Regions from separate parts of the Homo sapiens genome. Here all the other regions are linked to region 3. The links are chromatin loops, found by intact Hi-C in ENCODE. Cell type or tissue: Calu3. All regions are shown on one strand. Region 1 has its middle 38 kb from the start of LINC02869. Region 2 has its middle 77 kb from the start of LINC02869. Region 3 has its middle 110 kb from the start of LYPLAL1-DT.

Region 1 (8,000 bases), 520 kb after region 3:
CGGTGGCTCACACCTTTAATCCCAGCACTTTGGGAGGCCGAGGTGGGCGGATCACGAGGTCAGGAGATCGAGACTATCCTGGATAACACGGTGAAACCCCGTCTCTACTAAAAATACAAAAAAAATATTATCCGGGCGTGGTGGAGGGCGCCTGTAGTCCCAGCTACTCCAGAGGCTGAGTCAGGAGAATGGCGTGAACCCAGGAGGCGGAGCTTGCAGTGAGCCAAGATCGGGCCACAGGATTCCAGCCTGGGTGACAGAGCGAGACTTCGTCTCAAAATAAATAAATAAATAAATAAAATTTTAAAAAACAGATCTGAAACAAAAGTATAAAATATTAACATCTGTTCTTAGTGCACACATGAGTGTCTGTTATAATTATTTGAAGTGTTTTTCATTTTAAAATATTACACTAAAATGATAGATAATGAAGGAGGGATTATATTTTACCACTGGGCCTTGGAAGATAGACATTGAGGTTCTTTCAAAATAATGTCATGGCCATTTTATCCAGCTGCCGCTTCCTTAAGTTATAGCCATACAGCCCATCTCAATCCTACCATATTTGTCTCTCTTCCTCTCCTGCTTCAGAAGTGTTAAACAGGGTAAATGCTTCATATTTTCTTATGCAGAGCAATTTAGTTTTTAAGGTGTTCTGCCCTCTCCTTCCAAACTCTTCCTGGGACATATTATTTTGCAACTGTATGGTATTTTAGTATGTAAATGGTGTTTTGCCTTACCTAGACAGTTTCCTTCCTGAAAAGGGATTTGATGTCATTTGTTAAGTGGTAAGGGGAGGGGGAAGGTAATAACTATATAACCACAAAAAAATCACAAATACATATGTAAAAGCCAAATGTTCCATCCTTTGCAAACAAACATACTGAAACCACTTCTTCCGTCTCAATAGGGTGTGAGATTTTGAGCTTATTTTTGGTGATGGTGATGATAGAGTTGAGAAATATTTGGGAGACCTTTTGCTGGAACTAGTCATGGCCACGGGATTTACATTTTTTCTCAGTACAGCATCAAGGATGAAATACATGGGCTTATAAGTCAAAAACCAAAATCAAGTGAATTTATTCATCTGCCTTTGCAGGCATTCACACAGAGCACAGTTTATAAGCTGAAAGCCCCACATCTGCTGAACAAAATTCCCCCCTTTGCCTAGCTGAAACTGTCCTCCATGTATCAATCAATGGAAGAGCAAATGCCAGCCATTGAGATTTATCGACATGTCACAATGCAGAATCAATTACTTTAGTTTGAAAACATTTTTGTCTGTTTCATCACAACCCAATAATCAAATTTCTTTTATAAAACCTTTGAACTTTATTTAAACCCAAAATGTGAGCAGTATGACTGCCAAAATAACAAATGCAATTTTGAACTGCATTAATATGGTGTCCAGATCAAGGGGCAATGTCATATAGCAGTGTTTCTCAATTCTTTTGTCATTATCACTCTCTAAGGGGCCTATTTATACATGTCTTTATAATTATCACTTGCCCCATGAAATGTTTTGTGTATATGTCTGGGATTTATATTTTAAAAGTATGTTTTTTTGCCCACCAAGAACCAATTTTTACCCCCTTGGGAATGATAGCTCCCCTCTTGAGAATACATGCTGAATGGCAAGGCCTCCGATTATATTAAACTTACACATTGATTTTAGAACCTATCTTTATCCCCCTTCTTGTTTAATTCTCATGCAACACAAATAATTAATATATATTATAGAGCTTAATATTTAATCACAATGAAGTAATATTTCAGGCAAATAGAACCAATTGAGTATTTTCTATCCATGCTTCATTCATCACTGGTGATTTGATTATTACCTTAAAGACAGAATGTTTTAAATGTGCAGGTGTCTGTATATCAACTTTCTTTGTTTTGCATTCTTTAGTCAACATAGTGGTTCTCAAATTTTAATGAGCAGAAGAATTTCTGGACAGAATTATATACAATATCTTATGTAATCTCTATTATGAGTCAGTTAAGGGCTTTTTCAGAGGTAATTTTGGTTATTCTCAATTCTCACCTTCCAGCCTAATTTTAGAACCTAACAATTACATGATTCCACACAATTCTATACATTCTTCAGAACTTAGTGGAGCCTGGGTTCAGTTCTGAGCACTGGTTTTAAGAGAGACAATCACAAACTAAATTATGCTTTCCTAGAAGATCACAATCATAGCATGAAAAAAAAAAAAGATTGTATTAACTAGGGAACAGTTAGCCTGAGAAAAGAATGCTTAGGGAAGCCCTAATAACTGTCCTCAAATATTTGAATAACTAGCAAGAGGTATTAAACATTAGAGTGAACAAGTGAAAGATAGCGCAATATGCTTGCTACTTTGGCATAAGGATTATTAAGAAGCAGATATAAGAAAAGCTCTTGCCCTCATCAGAGACAGTGCTAGACCCTTCTCAGTCCAAAGGTGGGCACCAGAAAAATTTACATAACAAAACTTTGCTAACATTAGCCCTTACTTACCATTAGTTTCCCCCATATGTTTGCCTTCTCACAATTTGTTACCTCGACAAACTCAAAGTCCTTTTCCTTTGTCTTGTCACTTCCCTCAAAAAACTTGTATTGTGTTTTGTTAAGATGCTATATAAACCCAAGTTCTAACTACCCCTTTGAGTTGCTCATCACTGGGTGCTCCCACATATATGCACAATGCACATGCTAATAAACTTCTGTTTATTTTTTTCTTGTTAATCTGTCTTTTTGTTTTTGGATTTTGTTGTTGTTGTTGTTGTTGTTGTTGAGACAGAGTTTTGCTCCTGTTGCCCAGGCTGGAGTGCAATGGTGCGATCTTGGCTCACCACAACCTCCACCTCCCAGGTTCAAGCTATTCTCCTGCCTCAGCCTCCTGAGTAGCTGGTATTACAGGCATGCGCCACCATGCCCGGCTAATTTTGTATTTTTAATAGAGACGAAGTTTCTCCACTTTGGTCAGGCTGGTCTCAAACTCCCGACCTCAGGTCATCCGCCCGCCTCGGCCTCCCAAAGAACTGGGATTACAGGCGTGAGCCACCATGTCTGCCCTAATCTGTCTTTTAGTAGTATAACTTATAGGATACAGTCAATGAGCCTGAAATGGGTAGAAGAAAAACAGTTGTTCCTTCTCTACACTAGTTATGAGCTGACACTGGAGTAAGACCACCATGGTTTGAATCCTTTGGCCTTACGAAGGTTACATAACCAACTCATGCCTTAATTTCCTCATCTAAAAAAATGTGGGTATTAATAGAATTTACTTTGTTAGGTGGACATTTTATCCATGGAGTTAAAGTGAAGATTAAATGGGTGAATATCTCTAAAGTGCCAAGAACACTGGCTAGTAGATATTATGCACTATCCCAGGAAATTGCAACAGCTGTAAGATACAGATTACTAATTTCAGGATAAACTTCCTTGCAATGTAGTGAACGCCCCTTTGCTGGAAGCTGTCAAGGAGAAACTGGTTGACAATCTTTTCAATAATAGAGTGAAACAGAATAGATCATAGGCCGAGGGCCAGGATACATGATCTCTCAGAACCCATCGAGTCTAGGACTCAAGGCATATGCAGAACCACCTCCCTAATTTTCTCCAAGCTTAAACTACTTCAATATTTGGTCTGAGGGAAGTTGTTTGCAAACCTGACCAATAAACAAAATCCCACACGGCAGTGGCCTGAAAATCTTCCCTATGCAGTTAGTGATGTGTCCCCATTCCTGTTCAACCACATCGCTGAGCACATTGGCTACCTGAACGGTGGAGCTGAGTGACTACGCCCCTTCGTCCTTACACTGAAAATTCTTTGTTAGCCACCCAATGACTGAACAACTGCCAGTTCCTGCTGAAAATATGCCTCGACCTTAGATGGACTATGTTTCCCTTGGTGCTAACAATGAAGAGCCTTCACTACTAGAAAAGAAACTATATCGAAATCCTTCTTGTGATACAGCTACCCAGCGTCCATACAGCATATTAAAAACAACAAACCAAACAACTTTATTTTAAAATATATACATAGCTCCAACTAACTGGGGGCAGGCAATTATTTCCACTTAATTTCTAAAACTGATCTGACTAGTTATTAATATGTCACCTATTCATGACCGCAGACACAAATTTTATAAATCCAGTTTGAAAATGATTAATCTAATGGACTTTTCTTGTTTGTTTTCTTTTTTATCTTTTTTAGTACTTGACAATTCTTTCATTACCTACCTATTGAAAACTCTCTTTCCCCTTGACTTAGTGACTCACAAGTCTTACATTCTCCATCCTTTAAATGCACCATCTCTGTTTCCAGCCCTCCCTGCACTCCTCCTGGCGTGGTCATTAGGCTTCTGCTCTTTGCACTCTTCTCCCTGTGAAGTTATCCCTTTGTCTTAACTCCAAATACCATCAGTCTCAAGCAATCTAAAAAGGCTCCTTAGGGAGTGATAGTGACAAAAGGTTTGAGAAGCAATGCTATGCAACATTGCTCCTTTCTTCGGACACCATATTAATGCAGTTCAAAATTGCATATTGTTGTTTTAGCAGTCATATTGCAAGCATGTTGGGTTTAAATAAAACTCATTAGTTTTGCAAAAGAAATTTGATGATTGAGATATGATAAAACAGACAAAAATGCTTTTTTTTAACCTAAAGTAATTGATTTTGCATTGTGACATGTCAATCCATCTTAATGGCTGACATGTGTACTTCCAACGATTGATGAATTGAGGCACTTTTAGCTCTGGCTTTGACCCAGACACCAGTTGGAGAGTTGTGGTTTCAGGATGTCTCCATGCAAAGGCTTCTCCCATGACCCCAACCAAACATGCCTAAAAATAATGCCATTCCTACTCACTTTCCACTACTTGAATACTCTTTCTACTCAGATCTCAAAACCCAACTGTCTTTGACTCTTTTCTTCTCATTCATCTTAATAGTTTCCCTGTAGCCAATGAGCTACAATGTCTCACTGACATTTCCCATAAGCCACCACTTCCCTGCCTTTTCCTTGTATTCTCATTTAAACTTTCACAGTCTAAGGTCTGGATTACAACAAAAGTTCAACTGTTCTTGTTGCCTCTGGCCTTCTTCCTCTCAAATCCAGCACATTAGCCTCCTAAAACACAAGTTTTTACTAATTCATTAATTCTTCATCTAATAAATGTTTATTGAGCACCAACCTATATGCCAGGAAGACACTCCAGAGTGGTAGCCACACAAGAGGTACCCAATAAATCTTTGTGGAAAGTTTGTAAAATTCTTATATTTATTTAGATTTAGTGAAGATTCTTTGAGCAACTTGACACTGCTGATGCTTATTAGAGGGGAGTTGAATCAAATGACCTGGTTTGCAAACTTTCTTAGCATAACAGTGTAACATATTGAAAATTGTTCCTCAGGGGCCACTGTGAGAGCCTCACACTCCATATTAATTCTTCAATGTCCCCTTCCAGTTTGCCATGGTACAAAGGACAAAGTCAAGGGAATGTGAGAGGAATAAAGGTGTTCTTATTCTTGTTATTTATTTGCCTAGCCCATACCTCCACATGGGGTCAGGCTTACAAATGAAAGAAGTATGGAGTTGTTATTTCTTAAGGTTCATCAAAAAAGCCTTTGACCAAAAATATATCACCTTCTGGGCCAACTTCATAGTGAAATTTCACAAGTTATTTTTTGGAATTAAAACATCAAGAGCGCAGCCTAAAATGTTATTAGGGAAACTACATATTAAACCATGGTCTGCCTTTAATTTCTTACTACCCAATAAGCTATGTTCAACAACACTTCAATTATTTGTAGTCTCTTGCACATCTTCACTTTCTTTTCATTCCTGCTGCTGCCATGTGAGGTCAGGCTCCACAAGGACTAGCATGCAGATTTGTGCAGGTTGAACACTGAACATCTCCAGGGAGTACCATTACCATAGACTACAAAACAACCTATACTTCTCAATCAGCCTTTTCTTCTTTCATTTCTATTGTAGTTTAAACAAAATTTACTTATCTAGCATAATGTATATACAGTATTTGTATAAAGTATAAGGCCCTTCTTTTCCAAACAGAATTTCCATAATATAAAACTTCAGTCCTCTTATTCCATATAGCTCCACTTGCTGTTCACCTACTGGTCTCATGTTGAACATGATGACATTTGATCAATCAGTTCCTCTAACCCAAATATTCTTTCCTTCTCTTTGTTCTCTCCCAATTCACATCTGTCCTCTAAGTCCTAGTCTAAATCCTGTCTCTTCCTATAAAACCTTCCCAAACTATTCCAGCTCAATGTTCTCTCTCTGCTGTACTCTTCCAACAAATGCCATACAGTCTACTTATTTCACATGTCTTTTGCAGAATTAATTTTTATGTATGTATTTTCTTTTAAAGAAATTGCAAACTGATCAATGACAGAAGCATGATTTGCTATTATTTATATGTTTTTTATTAAAAACCAGACAATGTTGATATTGAGAAAATTCAGTGAGCTGCACATTTAAAAGCATCTTTCTGTGTGCATAATATAATTCAATAATTTAGGCCGGGCATGGTGGCTCACACCTCTAATACCAGCACTTTGGGAGGCAGAGGCGGGTGGATCACTTGAGGTCAGGAGTTTGAGACCACCCTGGCCAAAACAGCAAAACCCTATCTCTATTTAAAAAAAATAGAAAAAGAATTAGCTGGGTGTCGTGGCACATGCCTGTGGTCCAAGATACTTGGAAGGCTGAGGCAGGAGAATTGCTTGAACCCAGGAGGCAGAGGCTGCAGTGAGCTGAGATCATGCCACTGCACTCTAGCCTGGGCAACAGAGTAAGATGTCTCAAAAAAAAATCAACAATTTAACAAATAGAACAATGTTCTCTTATCATGTGATGGTGTCTCCCAAGAGTTAATGTGTTGGAGAGAATATTTCTGCCTTCATGAATGAACTAATATCACTATCACCAGAGGTTTTATTATCACAAAAGTGGCTTCGTTATAAAAGTGAGCTCTCTTTGGCTCTCTTGCTTTTGCCTTCTTCACCACAATATGCCCTCTGCCTTACTATGACACAGTAAAAGGCCTTCACCAGATGCCAGCACAGTGCTCTTGGATTTTCCATCCTCTAGAACCATGAGCTAAATAAACTTATTTTCCTTATAAATTACCCAGTCTATGGGATACTATTGTAGTAACAGAAAACAGACTAAGACAAATACATATAACTGATACCAAGTAACTGATTGTTAGTTCAAGTCAATGGAATAAATATGAAGGCATATAACACAGAATTGAGAACATTCAATTGAAGTGGATATGAGACTCATGAATTGAACATAAAAACTTTTTGAATATTAATTATTGCTAGGAGGACAATATCACTTGAACTGCTAAATTGGAAAAGTTAGATAGATAATGGGAAAATTTATTGCAAAAATATTTGTTGAGTATCTACTATGTACAAGTTCTGTTCTAGGCCCGGAACAAAATATCCATAATTAATGGCCCTCATGGAACTCACGGCTAATGGAGCCTTGTGACACTATATGTTACAGAGTTTCAATCAATAACTGTCTTTGAGTTCAGCCAAATTGTGTATTCAGACATTCACAGTTATCATTGAGAAAGTTAGAAGTTTTAAGCCAGTTTTATAAAATTTGTAAGGGTTTAAACTAAAATTTGCAGTATAACAACATAAGGAACAAAAAGTAACAACTTGATTGCTATTCAGAACTGTTCTAATTTATGAGAACTGAAGGAAACCATTGGCTTCCAAGGACAGATTTGAAGCTGCCAAATATGGAAGAACCTAGATTCTCATTGCACCTCAGACTCAAACTGGCTGTGAGACCCTGGGGAAGTCACCCAATCTCTCTGAGCCATATTTCTCTCTACGTAAAATGAGGATACTGGACTACATAATCTCAAAGAGAACTTCTATTTCTAGTGTTCTAGGAGTCTTTATTTGCTGTGGGCTGACATTTACTATAAGACTGCTCTGTCTTGGATCTCACTCATTAGAA
Region 2 (8,000 bases), 480 kb after region 3:
GTGACTTTTAGTTGAAAACTGAATTCCACTCTGCTATGACAGTAGCCAGTTCAAGAAAATTTCAGATACAGGACAAACTCCAAGTAATCATTTTGACCAAAAAGTCCATGGGAATGCTTTTATCCCTGTTAGCTTTTGTTTAGCACACCTTCCCCTCACTCCATGAACCTTTATTGTTGACTATTGTATGTGTAGCACTGTTCCAAACACACCTGCCATGGAAGGTATAGAAGTGGTAGAGTGGTGCAAGTGATGATTCTTTAGGTAGTATAGGTATTACATATGAGGATTCTTGCTATGCAACTGTAGAAATTCTTCCTTGACTCCTGGAATGTTCCTCTCCTGAGTAGACATAGAATAATATTACAGGAGGGAGCCCAGAAGCTGAGGACAAACTAGACACGAAAGTCACCTAGAGTAGGACAGAGGAAGATGTAAAATCACATATAAAAAGTGTCAAAATCTAGGGAAAAGAGCCTAGAGTCAAAGTTCAAAAGGAAAATCTATCAATTTCTCACATTTTGTGGGTAAATCAAGACTGAAAATAGGATTCAGATCAACAACAATAATAACAACTAAAATTCAAGGTTTCTTTATCAGGTACTCAGCTAAATATCTTACATGCATTATTTCAAGTAATTTCCTTAAGAACATAATACAGAGGGATAATATTATCCCTGTTTTATAGGTAAGAAAACTGAAGCTTAGATAGATTTAAGTCACAGAGCTAGTAGGTGCCAAAGTCAGTTCTGTCGGCCTCCTGCATCTGAGCTCGTAACCTCCATATCATCCTCCTGGGAGGGCACAAGCACAAAACAGGGTGGGCAGCATCGAGCAGGAATGGGAGAACCCATTCCAGGAATTTCAACCATAAATAGGGACTAACTGGGTGCTGGTGGTTCAATTTAAAGAGATAAGAGCCTAGAGTCAAAGGTCAAAGTTCGATTCAAGTCAAAAGTCAAAAGCCAAGTTTCGATTTAAAGGCTTAAGGTAATGCTGGCTTACTTGACAATTCTCTACTAACATACAAATACCCCGAGGATTATCAATTATCAGTTAACAGTTTAGCAAGAAGGAGACAGCTAATTAGTAGAGTTCTGGTGAGATTAGTAATCAAGATATATGCCTATCTATTCTTAGAAAGTGTTCCTATTAAAGAAACTAGGATATTTCATGGAGTGTCCAGTTGCTAGGCTGAAAAACTCAGATTGGCAGCCATGTTATATTTGGTATAATTTGCCAGCTTCTCCTACGGGCCTAATTAGATACTTGTTAAACATGAAGAAAAGGAAGAGGAACCCCAGAGGAGAGAAAAGCTTGAGAAAATGAGAGTACTTATATTCAAAGAAGAGGATTATTATATTTGAATCGGGTTAAGGATGCAATCCTTAAGAACCTGAACATTGTTTTGAACCTTGAAGAAAGTGATGGATATGAATTTGTGGAAAAAGAGTGGGAGGATACGTCAGGTTGAAGAGCATATGAGTAAAGTTACAAGAGCAAAAATTAAAAATTGCAAGGAGCTTGTTGTAAGTTCAGCTTTGCCAAAATGAAGAAGTATCAGTCAAAAGCTCCAGGTCATGTCACTATTGTGAAATGATGAAGGCGGGTCTGCAGGTTTACGTTGACCCACACTAGGTTCCCGTTCTGGGAGCTGGTGCATTGACAAGTGATAGAGAAAGTGAGGCGGAAGAGTAGCTAATTCCAGGCTGGTGAGCATTGGCTGCTTTTGTTCACAGGAAGGGAAGTTTGCCTGTGTACCTCAGGAAGAGGAGATGGCTTGTTTGTTCATGAACTGCTCCATCGATCGTGGCTTGTGTCCTGATAGACATCAGGGTCTCGAGCGGCATTCTCTTAACACAAAGGACTGCTCCCTTATCTGAGCTCCATCCACACGACCACACGGTCTGTCCTGCCAGATGGAGTACATTTTTTACATAATGCACTTGGCAGTAAAATAAAATCTATTTTAAGCTGACCGTTCATTTTTCACAATGTGCGTTACAAAAGCACTGGTATAGCCCAATTTATTTATAAGTGGACTTAAAACATTTTAAAACACAAAGAAGCTATTCTGCTAAATGCTGACTCCTGGGAGTTGGGTTCCTGTATGGGAGTGTGAGATTTGGTCTCTTTATACCTATCTTTAAAAATGTATAAAACAGGCAGGATTCAGGTTGAAGTATAACAGACTTACAGGGTCCTAACCCATGGAATGGAAAGACCACACAACAGAAGGATTGGAACTTATTAGTGGGGATGGATGAGCCACTCTGTGGTTTAGGCTGAAACGCCTGGGATTGCTTTTCAAGTGTTTTAAATTTGATAATATATGTATACATATATAGGCACAGGCACACACATATATTAAAAAAGCAAATGTGTTTGCCAAAATTTTTCCCCTGTCTCTGTTCTCTAACCCATATGGATCTTAAATGTTTGTAATCCATATGTCTCTGATGTGTTCACAGAAAGCCCTCTGAGGACTGACTCATAAAAGATTGCCCTCTGAGAACGTTTCTACACAAACCTTTTCTCTAAAAGTTGCCACATTTTCCTCAAGCTCAGGCCCTAACCCTATGTCTCTCTTTCTCTGAGTAACAAGGAGAAAAAAATTGTGGACTTTGACGTCAAACCTTAATTCACTCCTAATTCTCTAATTTAAGGATGTGAGCCACATAACCTCTCTTTAGGTTTCTTTTTTCTCATTCAGTAAAGGCAGTAAGGAACTAAAGGCTCATTGGTGGCCCTTCTCGCTCTAGGTCTAGGATGCCTGTGCCCCATCACTTGCTCCTAACTCAAAGCTTCCTTTTCATGAAGGTGGGAAATTATGAAAGGAACAAAATAAGTAAACAGCCTTAGGTTTTAGTTAAGGGCAGTACTTATCTCCGGATAATGGGGGAGATTATGTCTGGTTACTGAGAGAAACAATAGGAAAAAGAGTTACCCAGGGATCCAGAAAGGACACATGACTTGACCCTCTAAGTCCTCTCTCTGAATCTCGAATTGTTTGAAATTTAAAGCACCAAAGAAGGAGTGTCAGAGGAAGAAAGACATAAACACGAATCCGGTGACGTTCTTTACCTGGCTGCACCAAGGAAGCCCCACACAGAGTAGGTGTACGCCAGAAATACAGAATTCAAATTCCCTCTGTTTTGCAGGTCTTGTAGTTAAGCGAGAGCAAGAACAATGCAGGGGTTAAGAGTCTGATATCAAATAGGTTTCACATCAAGTAGACTTGAATTCAAATCCATTTATTTATCTCCCAATTAGTTGGAAGAATTCCATATTTTAGCTAAGGATGCTTTGAAAATCATGAGTTAGAAAACTAAAACATGGAGGCCACTTTCGGTGTAGGAGATGAGTCTAATACATCCCCTAAGGCAGGGGTCCCAACACCCTGGCCACGTACTGGTACCAGTCCGTGTTATGTTAGGAAATGGGCCACACAGCAGAAGGTGAGTGGCAGACAAGCGAGCATTATTGCCTGAGCTCTACCTCCTGTCATATCAGCAGTGGCATTCAATTCTCATAGGAGTGCAAACCCTATTGTGAGCAGCACATGTAAGGGATCTAGATTGAGCAATTGTTTTGAGAATCTAACTGATGCCATTGATCTGAGGTGGAACGATTTCATCTGAAACCATTCCAACCCAGCAACCCCATCCATGAAAAAATTGTCTTCCATGAAACCGGTCCCTGGTGCCAAAAACGCTGGGGACCACTGCCATAGGGGGAGCAATAGATGCTGCCTGCACTTCCTAAAGCTACAGTGCTAAAGCTCAGTATGCATGCCTCCATATTTCCATGCCTGTCTAGGAATATCAGGTGGTAATGCATATTTAGGGCCAACTTGAAGTTACACAAAACAACACCAGAGAGAGGAGAAAATGCAAAAGAAGGAAAAGCAATGGTTAAGGTCTAATGTAATTAACGTGAAACACAAGTTGTTAGCACCAGTAGCCAATCCTCCTTTTCTACAATCTTCTCTAATCACTTCCCAGCCACCAGCTACATGGGCGTTTAAGCAAACAGAGGAGGGAAAAGAGAGAATATATAACCAATGTCTACAACAGATGCCTTGTCAGGAGGCTCTGTAAAGCCTAGAGCTGCAGCAATCGTTTCATTCAGGCTTTGTGGGTTTTATTGAGCATAAAATGGCAAGAAAATACATGCAAGGGCCTAGAGGAGTGTTTTCAATCTGTGCCTCATGGTGGCTTCTATCTGTTCCTCAATGAAGGGGAAGAGGCATGAAGCAGGGCGGTGGCCAGGAAGGAAGTTCCTGGGAGTCCTCCGTCCCCTTCCCTGTTTAAACCAAAGGAATGTTGCTTTTGTCAGCTTTAGATATTCTCCTAAAGTTGTATTTGAAGAAAGGATGCAGCTAATAATAATAATAATGTTTGAAGAAAATGCTCTGGGACTCATGTGGGCTGACAGACCTGAAGCAATGCTCCTGAGGGCTGATTCCTCTGGCAGGGGCACGAGAGGAAATGACCTTACGCTAATGCTGCCGCTGCAGGGCAGTGATGTCTGCAGAAAAGGCCACAGCAGGCCCCGAGCCACAGCAGGAGGTGGGTCTGCCTGCCATCAGCAGTTAAGAGGGCAGTGGCTGCCCCAGCACAATCCAGAGGCCAGCCAAGCCTGAGAGGCGGAGTTACAGACAACAACTGCAGTGGAAAGATTTCTGACTGTCTGCAAAGCCTTGAGGGTGACCCTCCCAGAGGGTAGGGACAAGAACTCAATTATTCACCACCCTCTGCTTCTATGACTTATTTCTGCATTCATTTCTGATATTTAATTGATTATAAACTAACCAGAAATCCCAAAGGGACCCTCAGTCTCTGCCGAGGTAGCCGTTTAGTTGGGGCTCAGTCAGAATCTGAGGATTTTGTGGCTGAAATGTATAGTGAATGACCTGGGTCTGGCCGGCTGTGTGACGCATAACAGCATACATTGGATGACTCATAGAAGTCAGGGATGGAAAAGACCTATTAGGTCATTTTTTCCATCTTCCAGCTATTGCAGGTTTACTCTCTGCCAAGGTAGGATTATATTCAAATATTTAGCCCAGTCTAGTTCGAACTGATTCAAGTAATAGGGCTCCCACAACCTCCCCTGGGATCTTAATTCCACAGGATCATTGATTTCAATCTTCGGAAAATGTTCCTGATGTTCACTTTAAATTTTCCTTTGCTCAATTTCATCCCATTAATCCTACTTATTACCCCTTAGGCCACCCTAAATAATATCCCTTCTTCTTTCATGTTGACGTTCCTCCAACACTGGTAGGGAGGAGACAGGGGAATACAAAAATGTCTTCTTGGCTTGGCTCACAGTCTTAAGTATAAAACAAAGAATAGAAATGTTCCAAATAATAGCTTAAAATGTTGGGGAGACTATGTGTATCAGATGAGAAAGGGTTTTCCAGATTGCCCAAGAATAGTTCAGACAATCAATGGCAGGTGTTTCTGGGTTTAACTTTACATTCTAAATATTCTGAGTCAGAGAGTAGCAAAGATGAAATGCCACATAATCCACCATATTGCCACCTAAGGTGGATAATGGACTATGTCCTCATAGCCTTTGGGGGAGATAATTCTATATAATCCTCTGATTATTTTTCCCCAGAGGGCAGGGATCACTTCAAATAGCACAAAACCACATTAGTAAAACTCACAGTGAGTAATGTCCCTTCTCGGGGCCCTGGGCAGACCAGACCTGAGAACTGGTGAAGTCAGCCAGTACCAGAGTGTGAGGCCCTGGGGTGGGAGCCAACGTAGGATATCCTGAATACTCCTCAGTGTTTCAAGGGTGCTAGGGTGCTTACTAAAAATACAAATTGTTAGGGTTCATCTCAGACCAACTATGACTCAGGATCTGTGGCCAAAGCCTAGAAACCTGCATTCGTAACAAGCTTACTAACATTTTAAAAGCCTACTTCATAAGGGGACTCTAATCCAATACCATTTGCAAAAACCTTGGACTAAACTGCATTAAGTAAACTAGAGTCCAAAGAGCAAGAATTTGGCTGACAATGGGATAGAGATAAGGAATAAAGGAGAAGTAGGCTTAAGACTGAGAACAGAGCAGGGAAGGTAAGAAGTTATTGTTAGAAATAAATGTGCAATGTCCATAGCCTGCACTCACTAACTGTCAGAAGCATGGTGTGTGGATGTGGGGTCCCCCTGAAAAGATAAAATATTTGCTGGACCTTCATCCACTTGAACACAATTGCTAGCTTTTGAACTTACTGTTTGCATGTTGTGCAAATTAATGTATGAGAGAAACTTGTTTTGAGGAGGAAGAGGAAAGAAAAAATACTATATTTCAAATTTTTAAAAACACACACACTCAAACACATTTTCAAGGAGTCTCAAGCATGATTTTGGCCTTCAGTTATGGTAAAATAGTTGCAGCCCAGCTAGTTCTTCTGGACATTTCAGCTCAGAAGAACTAGCAAGGCCAGATAAAATAGAAAACAGTTTTGTTTAACTTAAAGTCATTGGTGATCTGCAAAGGCAATAAAAATTTGGGGAGTTAAGATCCTGAAGTCAAAGGAATCTCAGACAGATGAGTTGATATTCTTCAAGGTATATCCCCTAAGGAGCACTGGCTGATTCTCAGTATAGAACAAAAGCCTAAGAATTCAAGCAAAGGGGTGCTGCTAAGACACAGAGAAGACAGCAGTCTTGAGCAATATTACAGGACCAGGGAGACAAATACTACAGTTTGAGCCTACCAAGGAAACCAGGCATTGAGAGGCCAAAACCTAATGAGAAGGGAGACACGGGGAATGACACTCTGTTTTTTTTTTTTTTTTTTTTCCCCTCAAGACATTTGCTGAATCCTTATGCTACTCTGGGCTAGAAGCTAAGTAGCTAAACTGAAAAAGATGATAAAAAACAGTGTTTTCTAGAATCATATAATGAAAATGAGGCAAAAATTATACTTTTGGGTTTACCGAGAAAGAGCAGTTGTGACTCCTAGAAAACCATACTCTAGGAGCAGGGACAAATCACAAATAAATAGAGCTTTACAAAAGTTACAACTGAGTCAGCTGCAAGTCAGCTTACTCTCTGATTGGAATAAGGTGATCTACCACATTTAATTTTCCCAGCACTTGATCAATACTTAACAGGCATATGGAAACAGTATAAAGAAAAAAGAAAAAAAAAAACAAAAAATAAAAATATACCCATGTGACCCAATTTTTGGAGTTATCAAACATAGATAAGACTGTGAATTTCATCTTAGAACTCAAATCTATCTATCTACATGTATATTATACATATATACATACATATGAATCAAATGCAAACTCTAGCATCAAAAAATGCAATAATTAAAACTAAGAATTCAATATATGATTTTAAAACCTGATTTGACTTAGCGGCAGAGAGGAGAACTAACTAGAAGTTAGATCAGTAGAAAAGAAAATATCCAGGTAGAAGCAGAAAACCAAAAAAGAGAGAAAATACGAAAAAAGGAGCATAAGAAACACATAAGGCACAGTAAAGAAATCTAAAAATTTGAATCCCAGAAATAGAGAGGACAAACAACACCTAAGAAAAACCACATTAAAGGGGTAATCTCCATATAATTTCCTAAACCAAGGAAACATATCAAGCCACAGAATCAGGAAGTACTATGAGAACCATGCAAGATAAACACAAATAAAATCATATCTACATACAATATAATAAGGCTGCTTATAGTGAATCAGAAAGAGTAAAACCTATTTTAAAAGGCAGTGGGGTCAGGGTGTGTTGAGTAAAACCAAGAAAGGAACAAAAAGACTGACAGATGACTACTCAACAGAAATACATAAATAATGGAAGTCAGTTGACAATAGAATTAAATTCTTTACCTTGTGAAATTATTCTTCAAAAGTAAAGGTAGGACAAATGCATTTTCAGAAACACAATAATGGAGTTAGTTACCAGCAGACCCATCCTCTAATAAAAATGAAAGGGACATCTTAATGTAGAAGAAAGTAATCC
Region 3 (8,000 bases):
TGGGGAGGCCTCACAATCATGGCAGAAGGCAAGGAGGAGCAGTCACGTCTTACATGGATGGCAATAGGCAAAAGAGAGAGCTTGTTCAGGGAAACTCCACCTTATAATACCGTCAGATCTTGTGAGATTTATCTGCTATCATGAGAACAGCATGGGAAGACCTGCTCCCATGATTCAGTTATCTCCCAAAGGGTTCCTCCCACAACATGTGGGAATTCAGGATGAGATTTGGGTGGGGACACAGCCAAACCATATTAATAATGTTTTCAAAGTCCATTCATATTACAGCATGTATTAGTGCTAAATTTCTTTTTATGAATTTTATTCCATTATATGGATGTATCATATTTTATTTATCCATTCAGCAGTTGATGGAAGTTTGTTTCTACTTTTTGGTTATTATGAAGAATGCTGGAATGAAAATCCATGTACAAGTTTTTGTTGTATATATGTTTTCAATTATCTTAGGTATATTGCTAGGAATGGAACTGTTGGGTCATATGGTAACTCTGTGTTTAACTTTTTGAAGATTTGCCAAACTTTTCCAAAAGCAGGTGCAACATTTACAATCCTGGTTGCAATGTATTGAAGTTGAAATTTCTCCACATCCTCCTCAACCCTTGGTATTGTTTGTCCCTTGATTATGGCCTTCCTAGTGGGTGTGAAATGGCATCTGATTGTGGTTTTTAATTTGCTTAATGACTAATGATGTGGAACATATTTTCATGTACATGTTGGCTATTTGTATATCTTTGTAAAAATGTCTATTCAAATTCCTTGTCCATTTTTGAATTGGCTATTTGTCTTTTTATTAATGCATTGTAAGATTTCTTTATATATATACTATACATATAAAGTATATATAAGCTATATGTATACATGTATATTTTATATGTGTGTATATATATATCATATATATTTTTAAAAATCGTGATTATAAAAATCCCCACTCCAGGTACCCAGAGGTACAAATATATACAAGATATAATTGGCACCAAGTGGAAGAATAGGCTAAGAATGAATCTACCTAAAGTCAATTAGTCAAGATAGATTGCCAATGCTGTACTCTAACAGGTCAAAAGGATCTCCCAAGCTGAATCCTTGTCAAAATTTACTAGTTGCACCCATAGAATGCCAGAACATATTTCAAATCATATGTCTGATAAGCCTAACATCCAAATACTGTCCTGCACCAAATAAGGACATTTCAGTCATTGACTAACCACATATAAGACAATGGTCCCATAAGATCATAATACTGTATTTTTACTGTACCCTTTCTATGTTTAGATACACAAATACCATCGTGTCACAATTGCCTAAAGTATTCAGTGTAATAACATGCTATACAGGTTTGTAGACTCAGAGCAATAGGCTATACCATATAGCCTAAGTATGTTGCAGGCTATACAATCTAGGTTTCTGTAAGTACACTTTATGATGTTTGCAGGAGGACGAAATCGCCTAACAATGCGTTTCACAGAATTTTCTCCATCATTAAACAACACATGACTGCTTATATCCTATTATCGTTGGCTTTGTCCTGATCACAAGTATGAGGAAACTTTGGAGGACACCAAATTTAAATGTGAATGATGACATTAATAAATACCATTTTGGACAGGTAAGGTGGAGCAAAAAGGAGTTAAGGAAAGAAAATGGCAAGGAGAAGGGAGGAAAGAGCAGCAATAAAGACAAACCACATTTCCCTTATATGTTTACTTAGGATGCAGCTTTAACCTTTCTTTGACCATAAATTAGATCCACTATTCATGACTTTGTTTGCAAAATTACTTCCATGCCACACTTACGATGCATAGCATTGTGATTATATATAATGCTAGATGTGTCTTTTTTTACAGAGAGCTGAAAGATGTAATAATTTATTTTGTTCATGGAGAAAAGTCTTTTCTTATAGGTGCAGAGAAGGCCATTTCCCATCTAATTTTCTTATTTCAGATTAATAAAGGAGAGTATTTATATCCAAATATATATCTACAATTTAACCTAATAAGCATAGACATTGGAGTCTTTAAGATGATTTTGCCTGAGTGTCATACTTAAAAACAAAGCACAATGAAAATGGGGAAATTGGCCAGGTGAGGTGGCTCACACTTGTAATCCCAGCACTTTGGGAGGCCAAGGCGGGTGGATCACGAGGTCAAGAGTTCAAGACCAGCCTAGCCAAGAGGGTAAAACCCCGTCTCTACTAAAACTACAAAAATTAGCCAGGCGTGGTGGCAGGCATCTATAATCCCAGCTACTCGGGAGGCTGAGGCAAAAGAATCGCTTAAACCCAGGCAGCAGAAGTTGTAGTGAGCCGAAATCACGCCACTGTACTCTGGCCTGGGTAACAGAGTGAAATTCTGTGTCAAAAAAGAGAGAAAGAAAGAAAGAAAGAGAGAAAGAGAGAAAGAGAGAGAGAAAGGAAATGGGGAAATTGACATTTGTTGATTATTTCTTAGGTGCCTGGGGTCTGCCCATCCTGTAAAAGTGGCACTGACGCTACACAATCTAGTTTAATCTGTATCCCTGTATTATCAAATCAAATCATTCCTCAATCCACTAATAAGATAATCAAGCTGGTAGTTAGCTTTGTGCAAATAATATACCTTCTGCTTTACTAAATCATAGAGTTTTTAGATGAAATACATTCTGAGGAGATAGATGTGTTCATAATAGGTAGTCAAAAATAGGGTATGTTTTAAAAGGTAAAATGCTACTTTAAATACATAGGATTATTGAGAAAATTCAAAGAGATACTGTGTCCACTCAAAGCTTTTTTTAAAAAGAGAGATAATAATAAGACTATATTGATTTTATAAAATGGATGACTAAAGAGTAAAAATGAAGATTCTATAGTATTGACTCGACACAGCAGAGGAATCAAGATGGTCTCCCTGAACTCCTTTTATCTGATAATGTTCCATAGCACTTACCCCAAATCACCAAATTTTTAGCCAGTTTTTAAAAAACGAACTTTGACACTTGGCAAATTCATGAGGAAGACATGTATCCAGGTTTTATGGCCCAGCTCAACATTGGACTGTCTTGGGCCTAGCACTCTTTCGGCTCTTTAATTCTCTGAATAATGTCCGCCTATACAGCTGAGAGAAATTTGTCATCTTCTCAGTTGTTATAAGTCATCACTTTCATGCCCTACCTACAGCACATGTGAATTGTGGGGGCTTAAGGGAAAGTGCGCTTGTGCATGTCAAATTGCCTACAAGAATGGACATGGGGGTTGGAGGCAAGCCCTTTCCCACCTCTCCAAAGAGCAGCAGAGATGAGATTCCTATAGTTATTTATTGAACTTGGATTTTCAATCATTGCTGAGGTATAATCATGCCTTCTCTTGTTTTGTTTTTTTTCTTTTACAATTACAGTACTTCATTATTGCCACAGGGGGAACTGTTGGCTTAATTTTGCTTTGGAGACACTGCTGCTGAAATTATTAAGCTAATGATTTATGCCCTGTGTGATACAGCAATCTCTTGTGCTTAAAATGGTTACTATGTTTTGTTTACTGTTTATAACTACCAGTGGTTGTGCCACAAGAAACCTCTGCCAGCTTGCAGAGTTTATTTATCCCTGTGGATCTTTAGAAACCACTGATTAATATAGAAAAAATTTGAATGGTTTATATTAAAAAAATCCCATAAGCTATGAATTAAACCACTGTGCTCTGCTATATAGGAAGAAAAGTTAAGTGAGAATGAACAATGGATGTCAAAACCTACTGACTCTCATATTTGCTTCTGATTTTATCAAAGTGGAAAATATGAGTACTTTTCAGGAATACAGTGCTGTGACTCCATCAGTTTTGGGCAATGAGATCACCAGTATTTCCCCTTGGGTGCTGCACATTTTACCATATTAAGGAACCAATTTGCTTAGAGAAATGTTGCACATGTTTAAAGGCTGTTAAGTTTGATGGCTGGCAGAACTCTCCCATTTAGCCCTGAGGCTGGGCCTTCGTGAATGAAGGCTTTACAACTGGCCTGCATTTTTTGTTCTGAGGGCTTTTTGTAACCAAAAGCTTACACGGGGCAATCATAGGGCAGGGAGGGACATGGTTTGCAAGTGTTGATTTGTTTAAAATGGCAAAATGGTTCTTATACAATGTTTAAGTCTTGACACTGCTCTTTCACCAAGAGAAGCAAAGAAAATATCACTGTTGTTTTGGGCAGCTTTAGCCCAATTCCACACCTTCAGTCTTAAGCATCACTTGCTTACACTTCAAGTATACCTTCCTGCTGGTTTCTTAACCTCATCAGTTCTTTTGGCTTGGTTTTGACTTCAAACTAGTTCTCCACCTCTCTCTTTTGGACAGCTCCACATTTCTGTTCCTCCTCTGATCAGCCAGTTCTGATTATTCCCAGGGCACCTTTTCTCTATGGTCTCAAGTGATTCAGTCAAACAAAGAGTACCCTTCCCTGAGCAGACCTTGGCCATCACACACAACCAGCCATCCCAAGTACAAGACAATGCTGACATTTTTGCAACAAAGCTGAATGTAACGCTAAAACTTTTCTCAGTCAGGGATCTGTAAATGTGATGAATGTAGACAACTCTGCCTAAAAGACAGAACTTGAGCAATTCAGTTTCTAAGCAGGAAAGTGAGGGACAGACCTTAATTATGGGAACAAAACTGTCCTTATGTTTTAATTTCATAATTTGAGCATCTGTATATAGCTTTAGCCACAGATATTCCCTTTATATCAGACTTCCTGTACTAAAGTGCTGTCAGACATTTAAGAGGAAGATATGGGTAGATGGTTAAAACACCAAAGAATAATAACATCTGTTTTATTTCTCCTCAGAACCCATTAATTTTCTTCACAAAGATGCACACTTTGGACATAAAGAATATTTATGATATTACAGTGTGTGGGAGTATGGAAAACATATTAGCCAAGTGGCAACTTTAATTAAGTATACCTGCCTAATTTCATAGGGGTTTTCATTCAGTATGTGTTTTCATCTAGAGCCTTAGAACACTTCCCTCTTGTGTTAGAAAAATGAAATTAAAGAAACAGAAACTCTGATGTAATTTAATTTAAATTACATCAGAATTACACTAAATGTTTTTTGATGAATTCTGTTTAAATTTTAACACAAATTTAGAAACTAAAACCTATACAGCTTAAGTGTCTTGCAGATTATTTTTAAAAACTCAAAAAATGTAATTTAATTACAGATCTTTAAGTCACAAAATCTAAAACCAGTGTGGTATATGATTTGAAATTTCATACTAACCACAAAACAGATTAAAATATAATGCTTAATAAACATGGCAGGCAAAATATCTATGATATGTAAAATTTTATAATATGAAAAATTCTAAGCTATAGTAGATAGATACGGAGATTAGACTTCTTAGTGTTAACCAACTGAATAATTTTCAAGTATTTCCAGTGAAAAATATTGAAAAAAACTGGAAAACCAAACGCTTTTTCAGGGAAACCGGAGACCAAGAGTTAAATATATCAACAAAAACAATTGATATTATATTTTTAAACATTATGTGTGATGGTACATTTTCTGTCCACAAAATTGTAATATTGGGAATCATTTTGTGAAATTACCCTATACATAACCATATTAGGAATCTATTTGTACCCTAGCAGCCCCTCTTGTTTTTTGAAGGCTACATTCTGAGGGTTGAAGGGAGATTGTGCAGTCAAAAGTTATCAGAAACACCTCAAGATTTTAACTCAACTCCAGAACACACATAAGACTTCCTTTACAAGAAGAGTATTAAAAGTACTGCACTTACTTGGTTATTTTGGGGGATTTTAAAGTAAATAGTACATGACAGAGTAGTGATCCTACTCTAATTTGTTCATGTAACTAGCTTTTATTGAAGTATAATATGTATACAAAGAATGTACCAACCTTAAAGGAGTAACATTTGGTTAATTTTGACAAATTAAGTTGTGTAACCACCACCACAATCATGACATAAAACGTTTCCATCAATCCAAATTTTCCTTCATGACCCTTGCAGTCAATCTTTACACCCTCAATCCTTTTTCAGCAAACACTGATCTCCTCCTTTGACTCTAGTTCTGTCAGAATTTCATATAAATGGAGGTGTATAGGTCATGTAATATTTCACTAGGCAGTCTTGGTACTGGGTTCCTTTCATTTATCATAATGCTTTTGAGATTCATGTATCGAAAGTTTATCTTCTTTTAAACTTCTTTTTTTAAATTCTTGAGCCTATTATATGATTATAAAAAAATGAGTTTATCCATTCACCATATGATGGACATTTTGTTTGTTTCTAGTTGGACCTATATTAAGAATAAAGCTCTATGAAAATTCCAAGCACACATTTTTCGTGGCTATATGTTTTCCTTTAAAAAAAAGTAATACCTAGAAGTAGGATTGCTAGAACATATAACACCTTTCTAAAAAACTGCCATATTGCTTTCTAAAGTGGATGCAATATTCTGCAATATACTAGCAATATATGCAATATATGCAATCTCCAGTCACTTCGTATCCTTTTCAGCCCTGGGGATTATCAGCTTTTAAAACTGTAGCCATTTTAGTGGTCATGTAGAGATATGTCATTGTTCTTTTAACTTTAATTTTTCTAAACATTACTGATATTAAGTATTTTTTTGTGTGCTTATTTGCTATTTGTTTGTCTTCTTTGGTAATATGTCCATATATTTCTCCCTTTTTAAATTGCAAATTTTTTATTGCAGAGTTGTGAGAGTTCTTTATATATTTAATATATACCTCCTTTATCATATTATGTCATGAACATACTACCTCTTAGTATGTAACTTACACTTTCATTTTTAAAACAGTATTCCCTAAACAACAATTTATAAACATTTTGATGAAGTTCAATTTATCATTGTACGATTTGTGCTTTTCATTCCTATCTGAGAAATCTTTTCTACTCCCAGCTCAGAGGAATTTTCTGTTTTATTCTGAAAGTTTAAAAATTTTAGCTGTTCTATTTAGATCTAGCATGCATTTGAAATTAATTTTATATATAGTATTAGGTAAGGGAGGTTTATTTATTTTCTTGCATACGAATATCCTCAATTGTCCTGAAACATTCATTGAAAAGACTATCTTTTCCCTTTTGAATTGCCTTGACACCTTAGTTGAAATTAATTGCCATATTTGTATGTGTCTATATCTCTTTTCTGTATTCTGGCCCATTGATCTGTATATCTTTGTTCATACCGATAACCAGTATCTTGATAGCTATAGCTTTAAAGTCTGAAATAAGATAGCGTAACTCCTCCAGATTTGTTCTCCTTTTTCAAAATTGTTTCAATTATTCTAAGTCTTTTGCATTTCCACATAAAATTAACATCAGCTTGTCACTTTCAACAAATAAGCTTGTTAGAATTTTGTGATTGCCAATTTTAATGAATAAGTTCATTGACCAATTTGAGGAGATGAATTTGAGGAGAGAATTTGGAGAGACATCTCAACAATATCATGTTTTCCAATCAACAAATATGGCATATACCACGCTTTATTAAGTCTTCTTTAAATTGCCTTAGTATTTATTTATAGTTTTAAGTGTAGAAGAATTGCATGTATTTGGTCAAGTTTATCCATAATTCATACTTTATGCTATTGTTAATACCCCAATTTAATTTTTAAGATACAAGTGTTAGCTCACTTATTAGTTCTAGTAGGTTTTTGTTAGACTTAAAATTTTCACCATAAACAGCCATGGCATCTATTCATAAAGAGATTTATTTTTCCCTTTCCAATTTGTATGTCTTTCCTTTCTTTTCCTTGCCTTTTGCTCTGGCTGCAACTATCAGGATAATGTCAAAAAGAGCTGGTGAGAACAGTTATTCTTGCCTTGCTCATGATCACTCAGTGTTCCACCCCCAAATATGATGTTAGTCGTTGTTTTTTTCTAGATTTTTTTTTTCAGAATATCTAAGTTGCCTTCAATTTTTGGTTTGCTGAGAATTTTTATATTATGAATAGGTGTTGATTTTTGAGGGGAA

The links. A loop is a pair of places that touch in the nucleus more often than their neighbours do. Peaks named below come from ENCODE experiments on the same cell type or tissue, not always from the same donor. Only the 100,000 strongest peaks of a DNase experiment are listed, where the experiment ranks them.
Region 1: it touches region 3 in a loop (6-fold over the local background); 4 of 110 quality-filtered maps call a loop at or near these places.
Region 2: it touches region 3 in a loop (7-fold over the local background); 4 of 110 quality-filtered maps call a loop at or near these places.

The regions. Positions count from the first base shown.
Region 1 is chr1:218,544,356-218,552,355 of GRCh38, reverse strand. No RefSeq gene overlaps it. Among named protein-coding and RNA genes, the nearest start is that of LINC02869, 38 kb to the right of the region's middle. In Calu3, no CTCF peak of the experiment used is centred here; DNase peaks (open chromatin) are centred at 3,765, 4,325 and 5,855.
Region 2 is chr1:218,582,632-218,590,631 of GRCh38, reverse strand. No RefSeq gene overlaps it. Among named protein-coding and RNA genes, the nearest start is that of LINC02869, 77 kb to the right of the region's middle. RefSeq lists enhancers at 4,133-4,633, 4,634-5,134. In Calu3, no CTCF peak of the experiment used is centred here; DNase peaks (open chromatin) are centred at 4,611, 4,931 and 5,721.
Region 3 is chr1:219,062,651-219,070,650 of GRCh38, reverse strand. No RefSeq gene overlaps it. Among named protein-coding and RNA genes, the nearest start is that of LYPLAL1-DT, 110 kb to the left of the region's middle. RefSeq lists a silencer at 4,038-4,238. In Calu3, CTCF peaks have their summits at 3,185 and 3,397; a DNase peak (open chromatin) is centred at 3,410.